Linked DNA regions of Homo sapiens: region 1 is linked to region 2. A link is an interaction called in ENCODE POLR2A ChIA-PET data of the cell type or tissue named here. Cell type or tissue: Caco-2. All regions are shown on one strand. Each heading gives the region's core, and the rest is flanking DNA. Links, peaks and the distances in the headings are about the cores only.

Region 1 (2,500 bases), core at 1-2,500, 210 kb before region 2:
GTAGAAACGTGAGCAGTTGTTGGCTGGGATTTGGTCTTATATATTTTTTCTTTTCTTTTTCTTTTTTTTTTAACTTATAGATAATTTGAAATTTGGCATTTTCTATTTTCTAGTTATGCTGAGAGTATGATTTGTGCTATTTTATTTTTTCTGGTTATTCTGTATTGGTTTTAGAGGCTATAGAGAGACACAGATTTTTTTTTTTTTTTTTTTTTTTTTGAGACAGAGTCTCAGTCTGTTGCCCAGGCTGGAGTGCAGTGGCGCAATCTCAGCTCACTGCAAGCTCTGCCTCCCGGGTTCACGCCATTCTCCCGCCTCAGCCTCCCGAGTAGCTGGGACTACAGATGCCCGCCACCACGCCTGGCTAATTTTTCTGTATTTTTAGTAGAGACGGGGTTTCACCGTGTTAGCCAGGATGGTCTCGATATCCCGACCTCGTGATCCACCCGCCTCGGCCTCCCAAAGTGCTGGGATTACAGGCGTGAGCCACCGCTCCCGGCCGAGAGACACAGATTTACGTGGCCTCCATTTTTCCTCAATTACCTGGAAATCCTGTTACTGATGTGTTTTTAAGTGTATATATTTTCTCAAGTTTTACATTGCTCAGAATAATTGGACAGTTTTCTAGTCTAAAATTTGAAATATAAATGTACACTATTTTAGTGGAAATGTCATTGTAGGGAACAAGGGCCTTGACCCTCTGAAGGTTCACTGAAAATCACTTACATGAGGCAGATTAACAGGAGAAAAGGCATACAAATTTATTTAACGTGTGTACACGGGAACATTCAGAATGAAGACTCAAAAAAATGGGAAATTGTCCATTTTTATGCTTAGGTTCAACAAAGTATGGAACAGCCCTATAGAAATATGATTGGACAAAAAGCATATGATCTAATGCTAATAGACTGAGTGGAGAAACCCAGCCAGGCCTGTCCATCTAGGTTCTTCTTGGCCTCTTTGAGCACACATTCCTTCCTTCTGGGCGTGGGGCAGGTCCCTTTCTGGAATGGGGGTCTTATGACCCACAGTCAAACAAGATAGGTCAGATAGTTTGTTTATGACCAGTTTTTACACAGAAAGGTGGAGGAAGTTAAAGTAATATTTCTAGGTTTTATGACTGGCTTTGGGGAAAAGGAGTTCTGGTTTCTATGACCTGCCTTGGGGAAGAGGGATTCTAGTTTCTATGGTTAGCCTCAGGAGAGAATGGGCCTGAGAGACAGGAGGGTAGGAGAAGGTCAGTGAAAAACTTTTGCTTCTGAGGCTATCATTTGGGGGTATTGTTTCTTTATTCTTCATTCGACAGATTTCTAAATGAATTGTAGAATTTTATATAATTTAAATTGTTATTTAAAATTGCTGTTTGTGAGTGTTCTGAATGTGCACTAGAAATGAATATGTAAGAAAGCTTATAGTAGTTTAAATCATTTGTAGAACCAGCCGAGTTTGTGGTTTCATAATTAAATTATAGGATATTAAAATAGTTTGACATAAAGGCATAGCCTTTGAATAGTCAAAAATCTTAATTGGCAATTCAGAATCAGTAGTCAATAAGCCCTTCATCAGTGGCCAGGCTTAATAAATATGTAAGTGACTGGCAGAATATTTTTCAAGGGGATGCTGTCTTTTATTGATTAATCAGATCCTATGTTACGAAAAAAGGAAGAAAAGATACGAACATTATTGAACATCTCTTATGTCAGACACCATGCCAAGTACTTTACTGTTTTAGCCACCCTTCTTCCTACCAATCTATGCATGGATTGCTTGCAAATCTAATAGAGACAATAAAGCATGTGTACTTCCTAAAACAAGGAATTTGTCACCAACTGAGGCCACCAATCCCAATTTTTAGGAGATTCCAATTGTTACAATTCCCTTTTTCATGTTGAACCCAAATCTCTCACCCTATGGTTTGCATCCATGGTCTTGTTTTTGTCTTCTGAGAATGACAGAAAAAGCCTATTTTACCTTGTAGCCCTTCAAATATCTGAAGCCAGCCTGACCCTATATTTAATTTCTTCTCTTAACTACTCTCATTAGACTTGTTTCATAACCCATAAGCAGTCTAATTGCTGTACTGTGATCCCATGTAAGCTATTCTGCTAGTCACATCACACTATGAAATCTCACTGAGCTTGAGGTTTCTCATAGTTGTTGCTCATTTTTGCAGGTTGTTGTGGGAGTTCAAGAATAGAACTGAGTGTTTAATTTATATTCTGATCCATCCTATTGATAGACCTTGTTGAAATTCAACATTATAGCAGTCCCTTCCAGCTTTAGGTTTGGTGAGAGAGCCTCTAGTTTTCTTACTCACTTTGTAATAGAAATATTAACAAGACCAGAGCTGAGGTTAGAAGTTAGTGCTAGAAACTTTTCTCTAGGTCAATGCATTAATTAATGCCTGTTGTTTCACATGAGTGTAATATTGGGAAATGCTTCATACTTTAATCCTCTTCTAGATGGTCATAATGCACATAGTGCAATAGTAAAGGCTCCA
Region 2 (6,692 bases), core at 470-2,969:
TGGGGTAATAGTGTAATGATACCTAGCTTATGGAGCGGTTGTGAAGGGTAAATGAATCAACATATGCAAAGCACAAGGGAAGTGCCTGGCACACAGTAAGCACTATATATGGTAGCCATTTTTATTAATGCAGTCATTTAGACAAGATACAGTGATGGCATGAACCAGGTTATGCTGGTAGAAGTAATAAAAAGTGATCTGATTCTGGACATATTTTGAAGGTAGAGCAAACAGAATTTTCAGATGATTTGTATACAGGGTGGAGAGAAAGAGAGAAATTAAGGAAGATTTTAACTTTTTTGTCTGAGTAACTGAAAAATGGAGTTGTTCTTTACCTAGAAGAGAAAAGCCGTGGGAAGAATGAGTTTTCAGGGGATCATGAAGAATTCAATGTTAGACAGTAGGATCTGTAAGCCTCATTCAGAGGAGAGCCCATTGAAAGTTAAGGAGATGAGAAAGAACCAACAAAGATAATGGAAATGAGGCAGACAGCGAGGTAGGCAGAAAACCAGAAGGACTTGGCATCCTGGAGTTCAAGGGAGGAAGGCACTGGAAGGAGGGAGGTGTGCATCAAATTTTGATAGGTCAGGTAAGCTGAGGATAAGAATCACTGGGTTTAGCAATGTAGAAGACTGGAGCAGTTTTGGTGGAGTGGTGGGTGCGCAAGCCTGAGGGAGCAGGTTTAACAGAGAATGGAAACTGAGTGTTTGCAGACAGCAAGTAGAAACAGCTGTTGGGGAAAATTGGCTGAAAGGGGAAGATGGAAAATGAGGCCATAACTGGGGCAAGCCATGAGGTCCAGACAGAGATGACAAGCGATAATGGAGCAATAGATATCAAGGGCCTTGGAAGATGGGATGAGACGAGTCCAAAGGCATTTCTGATGAAGAGGACCTGGAGACTGTCGAGGTGTGTGGAGTGAGGGAGAAGTCTAGGCTGGCTCCCGGGTTCCTGGCGTGCATAACTGAGGGGGTTGTTGGGAGCAGCATTCCTTCTCTGTGCTTTGGTAGCATCTTGGGCATGCTGCTATTGCCGCATACATTGCACTGTCATATAATTGTTTATGAGTCTGCCTGCTATTTGAAGACTGTGCCATGTTCCATATTTATCTCTGTGCAACTGGTGTAGAGTGAGTGCTTGGAAGCGAAGCAGCAGCTCCGGGAAGGCCGCAGTTTCAGTGGTCTGGTCTTGACAAGACAGCGATTTATTTCTTCCATGCCCCATGATAGAGCATATTTCTCCTGTTCTGTCTACATCTCTGTAGGGTCCAGCCCTACATGGCCTGTGGGTTTTTCTCTTCGTGTGCGGAGATGAGAGATCGTAGAAATAAAGACACAAGGCAGAGATAGAAGAAAAGACAGCTGGGCCCAGGGGACCACTACCACCAAGGCGCGGAGATCGGTAGTGGCCCCTAATGCCTGGTTGTGCTGTTATTTATTGTATACAAGGCAAGAGGGCAGGGTAAGGAGTGTGAGTCGTCTCCAATGATAGGTAAGGTCGCGCGAGTCACGTGGCCACAGGACAAATAGGGAGCCTTTCCCTATTTGGTAGTCGAGGAAGAGAGAGAGAGGACAGCTTACGTCATTATTTCTTCTATGTATTTCTTGGAGAGATCAAAGACTTTAATACTTTCACTATTTCTGCTACTGCTATCTAGAAGGTGGAGCCAAGTGTACAGGGCAGAACATGAAAGTGGACCAGGAGCGTGACCGCTGAAGCACAGCATCAGAAGGAGACGTTTAGGCCTCTGGATGGCTGTGGGTGGGCCTGATTAATGTCAGGCCTTCCACAAGAGGTGGTGGAGCAGAGTCTTCTCTAACTCCCCCCGGGGAAGGGAGACTTCCTTTCCCGGTCTGCTAAGTAACGGGTGCCTTCCCAGGCACTGGCGCTACCGCTAGACCAAGGAGCCCTCTAGTGGCCCTGTCTGGGCATAACAGAGGGCTCACACTTGTCTTCTGGTCACTTCTCACCATGTCCCTTCAGCTCCTATCTCTGTATGGCCTGGTTTTTCCTAGGTTATAATTGTAGAACAAAGATTATTATAATATTGGAATAAAGAGTAATGCTATAAACTAATGATTAATAATATTCATATATAATCATATCTATAATCTATTTCTAGTATAACTATTCTTATTGTATATATTTTCTTTATTACACTGGAACAGCTTGTGCCCTTGGTCTCTTGCCTCGGCACCTGGGTAGCTTGCCGCCCACACATCTCCACTGCCCTTCCTTTCCAGAGATTCCAATGGATTCTTACCTAAGATGCCATAACTCAACCATAGTTAATAGGGAAGTATGGTTGGCATTCCATCAGGATCCCAGAGCTGAGTATGACAACTAGGGCTACAACCCAACTGTTTCCTGTTGAGTTTCTGGAGCCCTGTTAGGTGTGGTTGTCTGGAATCTGAGCTGTTGCATCCCTATCCCCATATGACTGACCCTGACATCTTTTAGAAGTTGATTCAGTGGTGCCCTAACATTGGTGTGGCCCACTGATCCTCCATGCCCAGAATCTTCCCCATGGATGATTCCATCTTCTGCTTTTTAACACAAGCCAGCAATCCAAGCTCTAGGAAGACAAACTTTACACTGATGAAATGACTCAATACCTCTTGGTGCTGAGGAAGGGCTATTTTTATATTTCCAATGCTTTATGGACTGTTGTGAGGCCTCAGAAATCCAGGCTCCTCTGAAGTACATCCTCTTAGGCAACAGCCCCACCCACAGTCCCCTGTCCTACCTGACAATAAAAAACTGAGATGCATGGGCGAGGCTGAGGGAGAAGCTGGTGAGCAACGGCAACACAAGGCAGTGAAGAGAGGGGACTTGGGAACGTGGCAGTGAAAAAAGTCAGCCTGTGTCTCAGTGATGTGTGTGTGAGGGACCCAAACACTCAACCCAGATCACATTCTATGGGAAAGGTGAGGATTAAATGAAATGACATAGATACAGCGAAGAGCACAGGGTGGGCAGTTAGTAATTTTTAGCTGCCTTTTCTTTTACTATTTGAAATGTGCATTATAAATTACAAAGTGACAGATGCTAGTTGCTAGGATGAGGCAGGTACCAGTCCAATGGACTAGACAAGTGTTTCTCAAACTCTAATGTACCTAAGAAATAGCTGGGGATCTTGTTGATCTGTGGATTCTGTTTCAGCGGGTCTAGGATGATGTCTGAGATCCTACAGGTCTAACAAGCTCCCAGGTGATTCCAATTCATTGAACTCTTTGAATAGCAAAGGTCTAGAACAGCGGTCTTACCCAGGCTACACATTCAAATGATCTAGTGAGATTTATAAAGTATGGGCTTTCTGCTCTTGCACTCCATCTACTGAATCAGAATTTCCAGTGGTGGAGCTTAGACATTTACAGTTTTAATAGGCAAGCCAGATGACTCTAGTGTTCAGCCAGGACTGAAGACCACTGGCCTAAGGCCCTGTATTCTTTCTAATTCTGTTCTCCAGCTAATTCTGATTCATTCAATCAGTGATATTTGTTGAGCTTCTATTCTCTGCCAGGCAGTGAATTTGGCAAGGAGAACAAACAAAAAAACCAGCAATGACAGTGCATATGCTAAATGCTGGGCAGAGGATGCCTTGCATGGGAGCCCAGGACAGTGGGTGTGGTGATTTAGCCATCTTGATTGGTCACAGGCAAGGAAGGCTTCTCTGTGGGAGGTGAGGGTAGGACTGAGTTTAAAGAAGGAATAGAACCAAGTTAGAACAATAGGAAAAGCCGTAAAATAACATAACATGCTGGAAAAGACTTGAGTTCACTCAAGGGAAGGGTAAGTAACTAGGCTGGAGAAGACATTAGGAAGAAGATCATGAAGGGGTGCTAAGTTAGGAGTTTGACTTTCATCCTGAATGCTAGGATTTTAAGAAGACTGAATGTTGGAAAATAGCAAACACAAAACAAACATTCAGCCTCAACATTATAATTTTGATGTTACTATTATTATTATTACCGGTTTGTGTTTAAGAGATATTATACTGACAATAGGATGGAGAATTGGCTACAGGAGACCTAGGCTAGAAACAGGGAAAGTGGTCACAAACTATTATAGTAACCCAGTCAAGGAATGAGACAGATATGAAGGAGGTAGATTTGGCAGGACTTGAAAGACATGGTTCTTGCAATAATTTAAACATTCCCATGTGCACATAGCAGTTTGCAAATTCCTTTCATATAACAAACTTGAGAAGGAGTTAGCATAAGCATTAGTCCAATTTTACTAATAAAGGAAACTGAGACTCAGAAATGAACTGACTTATTTACGGTCACATGACAAGTGTGTGAGCAATTCTGGTTTATCTGACTCAACATCAGGCATTCCTTTTGCTGTGTTGGGCCGCCTCCTATAAGGTAGACATCCTATATGAACACTGGGAAGGGTGGGGTAACCCCTCCTGGTTGGCATGTGGGGTGTACTGGTGTGGCCTTAAAGGGACCCTGAGGCCGGGCGTGGTGGCTCATCCCTATAATCCCAGCACTTTGGGAGTCTGAAGTAGATGTATTGCCTGAGCTCAGGAGTTTGAGACCAGCCTGGGCAATATGGCAAAACCCCGTCTCTACCAAAAATACAAAAAATTAGCTGGGTGTGGTGGCACGCACCTGTGATCCAAGCTATGGAGGCTGAGGTGGGAGGATTGCTTGAGCCTGGGAGGTGGAGGTTGCAGTGTGCTGAGATTGGGCCACTGCACTCCAGCCTGCATGACAGAGTGAGAACCCTTCTCAAACAAATAAATACATACATTTAAAATAAATAAAGGGACCCTGAGTTCAACAACTCTGTTACCATTAACTCGACATTCCCAGATATGGAAATAGGGGCCAGAGTCTCAACACTGGAATTTTCAGACAGTTTTGAGAAGAATCCATCAAGGGCTCCCAGCTTTTCCCAACAAAATCTTAGAGCTGACAGGTTATGAAAGCAAAGTAGCAATGGAAGTACAGATATTGGAGCAGTTGGCAGGGGTAGGGGAAGTTATCCTGATCCATCTTTGCCTTTGTCTCTGTTTCAAAGCCATGTCCCTTTCTCCACTCATTCCCCTCATTTCCCTCTTCTCCATCAATTAATTTCCACCTCTCTCTAATCTCTGCCTTCCCCCTGGCTGCTCCTCTCAGGCTTCAAGTTTGCTCCAAACTCACTCATCCTTAAAGGACCACCTCATCTTAGTCCTGCCATATTCTCAAGCTACTGCCCTGCAGAGCTAATAAACAACTCCACCCACGCTTCACAGAGGAACGGGAAGGTTTAATCTGATTTTTACGTCTGTCGTCTGACTACTGTCTCTGATTATCTCAAGTTCAAAGTTGGCCTTCTGATTACTGTGACTCTCTTTGAGAACTGATAATGGCTTACAAATGGATTCCTTTACCACACTTTTGTTCGTCTGATGTTTCATGGACTGTCTCTGTGTAAACTTAGTTATTTAATGTCTCATACTTTGGGGGATAGTGCATCAGTGAGGAATCTGTTTGGCTATTAACTTTGTTTTAAACATATAACATAGACAGAGATGATACACATCAAATGATTTGTCTCACAGGCAAAAAGGCAGGGGAAGGTACTTGTAGGCTAGAGCAGCAGCCCCTTTACACAATCGTCAGCGTTCTAGGCCCCTCTGTCTTTTCACACTGTCACCTTTGGCATGTTGGTTTGCGGCCCAAAGGCTGCAAGATGGCAGTGCATCTCCAAGCATCCTCCAGGTAGGCAGAAGCAAGAAGGGCAAAGTGGGGAAAACCGGGCCTTGCCAGCCAACTCTGCCACTCTCTATTGAGAAGACAAAAGCTTTCCTGGAGTCCACACCCAGTAGAATTCTGTGTCCATCTCATTTCACACAGCCGCCTACAGCTGGAAGGTAGCTAAGGAGGAGTGTTTTGGATGGGCTGGGTCAGTCAACAAGCAGCATCGTTCACATATCCTCATATATATGGGGAAGACTTTGCTTATGGTTTAGCTGTGTGCAAAACAAGTTACAGTGACTGGTGTTTCAGATGTCAGGACCTGTATTAGGTGTAGCATAAATTCTGTCAAGTGAAGACTACCATCTCCCTTTTACAGATAAGGAAGCTGAAGAGCAGAGAGGTGGAATAACTTATTGAAGCTCATACAACCTGAAGAAAAGTATTTTTCTGTTAAAACAAACATACATTATGACATAAAACCAAAAAATCCTCACCAATTTTAGAGATAAAAATTAGTGACTGCACAGACATTCCATATGGCAGGGGTCACCAACCCCTGGGCTGCAGACCCCTGTCAGTGGCGTGTTAGGATCTGGGTCGCACAGCAGGAGGTGAGCCATGAGCCAGCATTACCTCCTGAGCTCCGCCTGCTGGTGCGAGCTCCTTATGAGAATCTAACTAATGCCTGATGACCTGAGGCAAAACAGTTTCATCCCAAAACCACCCCCACCCCCCAACCCCCGTCCATGGAAAAATTGTCCCTGGTGCCAAAAAGGTCTGGGACCACTGCCATATGGACTATGCCCTTGACTCTCCCAAAGGAACATTTCCCCATTCCTCACTCGCTGGGGTACCTCGCTGGGAAAGTATGAGAAGCCCCAGCGGCCACCGTCACGTGGGGATAACAAGATATACACAAAAAAGTGAGCTTCCGCCACGGGAATTCAGGCCTGATGCAGTCTGTGATGTGAGGATGTCTCAGGCACTGCCATGCAG

Evidence for each region. ChIA-PET counts read pairs that join two places held together with the same protein. Peaks named below come from ENCODE experiments on the same cell type or tissue, not always from the same donor. Only the 100,000 strongest peaks of a DNase experiment are listed, where the experiment ranks them.
Region 1: POLR2A ChIA-PET joins it to region 2 with 5 read pairs; 1 of 35 experiments calls an interaction of 5 or more read pairs at or near these places.

Annotation. Positions count from the first base shown.
Region 1 is chr1:52,970,775-52,973,274 of GRCh38, forward strand. The region is part of intron 6 of SCP2 (sterol carrier protein 2); the gene reads left to right. Among named protein-coding and RNA genes, the nearest start is that of SCP2, 45 kb to the left of the region's middle. In Caco-2, for the core only: no CTCF peak of the experiment used is centred there; a DNase peak (open chromatin) is centred at 967.
Region 2 is chr1:53,183,990-53,190,681 of GRCh38, forward strand. All of the region lies in intron 1 of LOC105378724 (a long non-coding RNA gene), which reads left to right. It also overlaps the pseudogene CPT2P1. Among named protein-coding and RNA genes, the nearest start is that of CPT2, 9.5 kb to the right of the region's middle. In Caco-2, for the core only: a CTCF peak has its summit at 1,898 (motif pointing left); a DNase peak (open chromatin) is centred at 1,882.